Regions from separate parts of the Mus musculus genome. Here region 1 is linked to region 2. A link is a contact called in ENCODE Hi-C or POLR2A ChIA-PET data. All regions are on one chromosome and are shown on one strand. The core of a region is the stretch at or near the end of the contact, and the rest is flanking DNA. Distances in the headings are between cores, read along the strand shown. Region 1 overlaps Tmem131 (transmembrane protein 131). Region 2 holds the start of Tmem131 (transmembrane protein 131).

Region 1 (2,861 bases), core at 90-2,589, 140 kb after region 2:
AACGGCCTAAAAAATCAGTTCACAAGCAGTCCCGGCTCTGTTCCCTGGGTGATTTCATGTTTCACATAGGATGCGCATGTCCCACTGTCCCTTTGCAGTGCCTTGCAGTTGGCCTGGTGCCCTGTCTAATCCCATTTCATTTGTAACTTGTGCTGGAGCATTGGACTTAGTTCCCATTTTAGCAAATGACTAGAGAAGTATAGCATCTTCTGGCAAGCCGGTACTGAGACATATACCCACAGCACGGGGAGAGTACTGAGACATATACCCACAGCACGGGGAGAGTACTGAGACATACATACCCACAGCACGGGGAGAGTACTGAGACATACATACCCACAGCACGGGGAGAGTACTGAGACATACATACCCACAGCACGGGGAGAGTACTGAGACATATACCCACAGCACGGGGAGAGTACTGAGACATATACCCACAGCACGGGGAGAGTACTGAGACATATACCCACAGCACGGGGAGAGTACTGAGACATACATACCCACAGCACGGGGAGAGTACTGAGACATACATACCCACAGCACGGGGAGAGTACTGAGACATACATACCCACAGCACGGGGAGAGTACTGAGACATACATACCCACAGCACGGGGAGAGTACTGAGACATACATACCCACAGCACGGGGAGAGTACTGAGACATACATACCCACAGCACGGGGAGAGTACTGAGACATACATACCCACAGCACGGGGAAGAGTACTGAGACATACATACCCACAGCACGGGGAAGAGTACTGAGACATACATACACACAGCACGGGGAAGAGTACTGAGACATACATACACACAGCACTGGGAAGAGTACTGAGACATACATACACACAGCACTGTGGGGAGAGTACTGAGACATACATACATACAGCCGTATAACCTCTACTGGATCAGTCTTATAAGTAGAGACCAGGTTTTACTCACGGTACTTTAGTAAGAAGCTACTAATTGATGCTGCCACTGCCCACTGCACATAAATGTAATCTGAATGACTTTACACTTAAGACTCATCAAAAGACGATTACACTAAGTTAAAAACAGCTAAAACATTGATAGAGGTTCAACAGATTTCAAGAAGGGAGTTTATGCGGACAGCATCGTACTGTATACACCTGTAAACCCAGCATTCAGGCAGCCCAGACGTGTGAACATGGATTTCAAGGCCAAGCCTGATTTACACAGAAAGCTACAGGCCAGCAAGGAGCTCTGCAGTGGGGCTCTGTCATTCCTCAGGCTGCCGTGTATGGCTGTGTCTTGGGTTATGGTTTCATTTCCATCATCTTGCTAATCCTTCTGAGCACCTGCATCTGTGTCTTTACAGGATACAGAGAAGCACAAGGGGAGACCAGCCGTGCCTGAAAAACAGGAAAGTGAACTGTCTCAAGGGAAGCCCAAGAGCAAAAAGCTCTTAAACGCTAAGAAAGAAATCCCAACAGATGTGAAAGGCAGGTAAGTATCGTGGGGTTGTTGGTGGGAGCCAGGCATTGCTCCAGTCACTTCTCTAAGGGAGGGTGTGAGCAGCAGAAGCCATGCACTGCTGTTCCACTAGGCCTCTCGTGTCTAATGTCTACTAGTCAGGTGGATGCTTAGGGGTTTGCACCTGCTTCTGATGCCAGGCATGTGAGGGTAGGGTTAGCAGTCTGTTGTGAAGGCTTGGTTTAATACAGACCCACAGTACCTACCCTGTGGACAGAAGTAACCTTGACGGGTCACCCACTGGTAAAGGAGCTAACTTTTCTCAAGAGCTTGGCGTCTGCAGTGTCACAAACCAGGGATGCAGTTGGGATCTAGAATTCTGTGCTGTAAACCTTGGAAGAGTTATTCTTGCCTGAATCATGTTCTGGGATGGTGTCCCCAATGAGACAAGCCTACCATGGAAGAAGTCTAGTACCCACAGGGCAGAATTCAGGCAGGCCCCATAAGGAGGCTTTCTGTGGACTGCTTCCCAAGAAAAAGGATGTGTTGAGCTAATGGGTTGTTGACTAAGAGTTCTTCGTATTTTCATAAGCTGGGCTAGCATCTTCCTACTGAGCTGATGTCAGGGTTAGCATTGTGGAGGTGATGGTTCATGGCAGATGGGGAGGTGAGGCGAGAAGGATGGGGGTTCTCTTATCATTGTTACCTCCCTGGACCCCAGAAAGAGCCTCCAGGGTGCAAGACATGAGCCAAGACCAAGCTGGCATCTGAACCTCTCTCACCCTTGATGATGGAATCATTTCAAGTCAGTGGGCTGTTGTCCATTTTATTTAAAAGCTCTAAATTTTTTTTTTTTTTTTTTTTTTGGGAAACCATCTGGCTTAATTTAGGAATATTGAATTAGCAAAAAATAAAATAGTCTGGCACCTTTTTTACTTTAAAGCCAATTAATTTTACAGTGGCAAAGTTAAACTTTGTAAAATAGACACCCCCACAGTTACAGATAACTTACCTAAAAATAGCTCACACAGCCTCTACCAGAAGGTTGAGTGTCTGTGTTTTAGGAGTCTTCTGCCATTTTTAGAATATGGAATTTTAAACTAACCCTGCCAGCCAGAAGTAGAAGAACAGAAAATTGTGTAACACTGCCCATAAATGGCATTCTTGGAGTTTTTGTTTGTTTTAGGGGCGGGTGGGGCTTTTTGTTGTTGTTCCAGTTTGTTTATTACACTGCTTTGGACCCACCCCCTTATAAAGTCTAAGCTGGACCCACCCCCTTATAAAGTCTAAGCTGGACCCACCCCCTAAAAAATCTAAACAAGCGTCTTTGCAGTGTGTGCTCTTGCATGAAGTCACACTTGGCCTTCCTTATTTTCTTGGTCTAACAAGGAGTGGAAGAGCCATGGTGATTTGGGGGCTACTGGGTCTA
Region 2 (2,905 bases), core at 392-2,891:
CCTTAGGCACATTTCAAAAGCCAGTTTAGAGATAATTATTGAGATTTCATTACATTAAGAAGAAAATTTAAGCCCTGGGTTGGATACCCAGCACTGAAAACCATTAACTTAAATTCAGTGCTAGTATTCAAAAAATTAATGTTCTTTAAAACAGCAGTCAGGGATGGTGGCATATACCTCTAATCCCAGTATTCTACTGACTTTTAAGGAACACAATGAGTTCCACTCCAGCCTGGGCTCACAGTGAGTTCTAGGTCAACCTAGGCTACAGAAGGAGAATGCCTTGGGGGTGGGGGTGGGGGGCAAACCAAAAGCCATCGGGGGTGAGGACGCCTTCAAAATGTATTATTAATTTACATGTTTGCTTCACAAACAGGACGACAGCAGAAGGAAGAACGTTGAGTACCTTTTAAAAAAGGTTTTCTGAAATCCCATTTTCTTTTCTAGTTTGTTCTAAGACATGCAATAGGCAAATGTGGCCTTTTAAATAGATCGACTAACTCAACCAAAAGCTGAGAAAAGCAAAAAAAGACTCTGGGGCTAGGCTCTGGGGGGAAGTGACCAGGCTACCAAACTGTGACAATATCCTTCCTTCCCCTTCCCCAAAGGGCCTAGATTAAGACTTGTATCGAGCAAACAGACACACAGAAAAACACACACACACACTCAAACTTTAACCTGGGAGACATGAGGTGCTTCTTACAGGAGACTAAGACACACCATCTTTGATTTTGGCCTTTGAAAGGAGTATGCGCATAGAAACATATTGATCATTCCAAGACAGAGAAAACCCAGTCTGATTTCTGGCACACCTCGCCTTGTTCCTCCACCCCGCCCCAACTAATGCTTTTTACACACATGGTAAGTTTCCAAATACAAGCAAGCAAAGAAACTGCATAAAAAGGGCTTCCTGTGAACAAGAGGTACGAAGGTTCCATTAAGTCCCTCTTGGGTACGCTTTGGAAGACACAAATGTAAAGAGGGCGGGTCCCCCGTTCTTAAGGAAGCACTGCAAGAAATTGAATCGGACCCTGAACACTTCCCACGTCAAAGCCACCGAGAGGCAGAGGTGCGACCCGAGAAATCACTGGCACGGACTGTCGGCGCTGGGCTCCGGATGCGCACTCAGCCCTCTGAAAGGCTCGGACATTGCAGTACCACTAGACCCGGGTTTGTCCCGGCGTCGGAGGCGCGGCCGGGCCCCGCCCACGCACCAAAGCGGCTGCGCAGCGTGGCTACCCTATCTCCCACGTGACTGCCGTCATTGCCTCCGTGAAGCTCCGGCCGCCATCTTAACTCCTGGCCGGCCCGGGTCCCTCTCCCTCCTTCTCCCGGGCCGTGCGGCAGTGACAGGGTGCGGTTGGCCGCCCCGGCCCGTCCGGTCGGTGAAGCCCGTGTGATTCTGAGGGCGGGGCGAGGAGCCGGAGCTCACGGAGTCCACGGGGAGCACGCGAACCGGCGGGCCGCCCAGGTATTGGCACGGAGGGGGCGGGCCCCTGCGCTCTGCCCCGCCCCTTAGAGGCCAGCGCCGGGGCCCGCGGCCCTTGCCCGTTTCCAGTATGGCCGCCCGCCGTGCCTGACCCGCGGCCTCTCCGTTCCGGCTCTTCGTAGGCGATGCCGATGCCGAGACTGTGACTGACACTCTCGCTCCCACGCACGCACCGACCCAGACCCACGCCGGGAGCCCGAGCTCTGGGCCCACAACCGCTCTCTCCTCGGGCACCGCGGCCATAGCCCGGACCACGGCTCCCGCGCCGCTGCCGTCGCCTCGCGGAGAAGGGTCGCGCAGGACCTCGAGCTCGGCGGCCCCCGGCCCGCCAGGATGGGGAAGCGGGCGGGAGGAGCAGCCGCCGCCGCCGCCGCCGCCTCCACGTCCTCCGCGGCCGGGCTGGAGCCCGCGGCTGGCCGAGGCGGGGGTCCTCGGAGCGCAGCCGCGGGCCTCCTGGGAGCGCTGCACCTGGTGATGACCCTCGTGGTGGCCGCGGCGCGGGCCGAGAAGGAAGGTGGGTTGCCGGCGGCGGGCGGCGGGCGACAGGCGGCAGAGGGAGGCCCGCGACGGGCGCCGGCGCGAAGTTGCTGGGTCGAGCCCCGTCCCGAGCCGGCGACTCGGGGTTCGGCGAGCTGCCGCGTCGGCCGCGCGCCGCGGCTCTGCCGCTGCTCCGTGATTCCTTTCCCCTCACCGTGTCCCGGTCTTTCCCTCGTCTACTGTCAGTGCCCATAAAACTTCCCGAGCTCTCTTGTAGGTTCTTGCCACTTGGCCCGCTATGCGAGGAGGCACCCCGCTTTTAGGCTTCTTGGTGGCTCCTGCTAGGTCGATCGCGGGACGCTTTTCTTGTTTTCCCTTTGTCAGGTTTTAATTTGGGCATGCGGACCGAGCTCACTTTAAAATGCGGTGGTTAAAAAAGAAGAAAAAAAAAAAGCGAGACTGGTGGAAAGGCTTCAATACACGGCTTATAAAATTTCTATTTGCTGGGACATCTCTTTGAAGAGGCTCTTGTTTCCTTAGTATCCTTCTTCACTATCCCTTTGCGGTATGGAGGATCGTTTGTTATTAGCCCTAAATAGACTCTCATTTGCCTCTAGTAAGCTACTGGAAGCCGGTTTCCATTTCTGCTTTAATATCCTCACGTAATTCGGTGCCTTTCTCTTTGATGTGTGAGCCCTTAGAAACGAATGTCAAGTTCCCAGCTTGCACACCCTTCACCTGTAACTCACAATTGAAGCCGCACTCCAGTTTTAATAACTCCTCTAATATTGTAAGGTTGTAAAACTGGTACTTTGACAAGATCAGAAATTACTTTGCAGTCTTGAAGACTAATTTGGGGGTGGGGGTGTTCTGGACTACCTGTTTCTGAACGTGAGCCCAAGGAGAAGTGTGAGCAGTCACAGAACCTTCATGAATTAA

The links. Hi-C counts contacts between places; a loop is a spot of excess contacts on that map. ChIA-PET counts read pairs that join two places held with the same protein, here RNA polymerase II (POLR2A).
Region 1: a loop to region 2 is called in a map of left cerebral cortex, with 2.4 times the contacts of the local background. The contact joins the enhancer-like site here to the promoter of Tmem131 in region 2. A Hi-C loop is called at or near these places in 1 of 37 maps with a recorded cell type or tissue (left cerebral cortex). POLR2A ChIA-PET finds 5 or more read pairs at or near these places in 1 of 5 experiments (embryonic stem cell).

What each region holds. Positions count from the first base shown.
Region 1 is chr1:36,800,429-36,803,289 of GRCm38, reverse strand. Tmem131 (transmembrane protein 131) reads left to right here. Exons shown (of 41, transcript NM_018872.2): 33 at 1,338-1,465. Among named protein-coding and RNA genes, the nearest start is that of Zap70, 40 kb to the right of the region's middle. Within about 2 kb of position 1,339, at least 1 of the 3 ENCODE cell types and tissues checked has a DNase peak (open chromatin) inside an H3K27ac peak, as active enhancers do; it is left cerebral cortex, where a contact is called at or near this core.
Region 2 is chr1:36,938,263-36,941,167 of GRCm38, reverse strand. It overlaps Tmem131 (transmembrane protein 131), which reads left to right and starts at 1,641. Exons shown (of 41, transcript NM_018872.2): 1 at 1,641-2,003. The coding sequence starts at 1,823.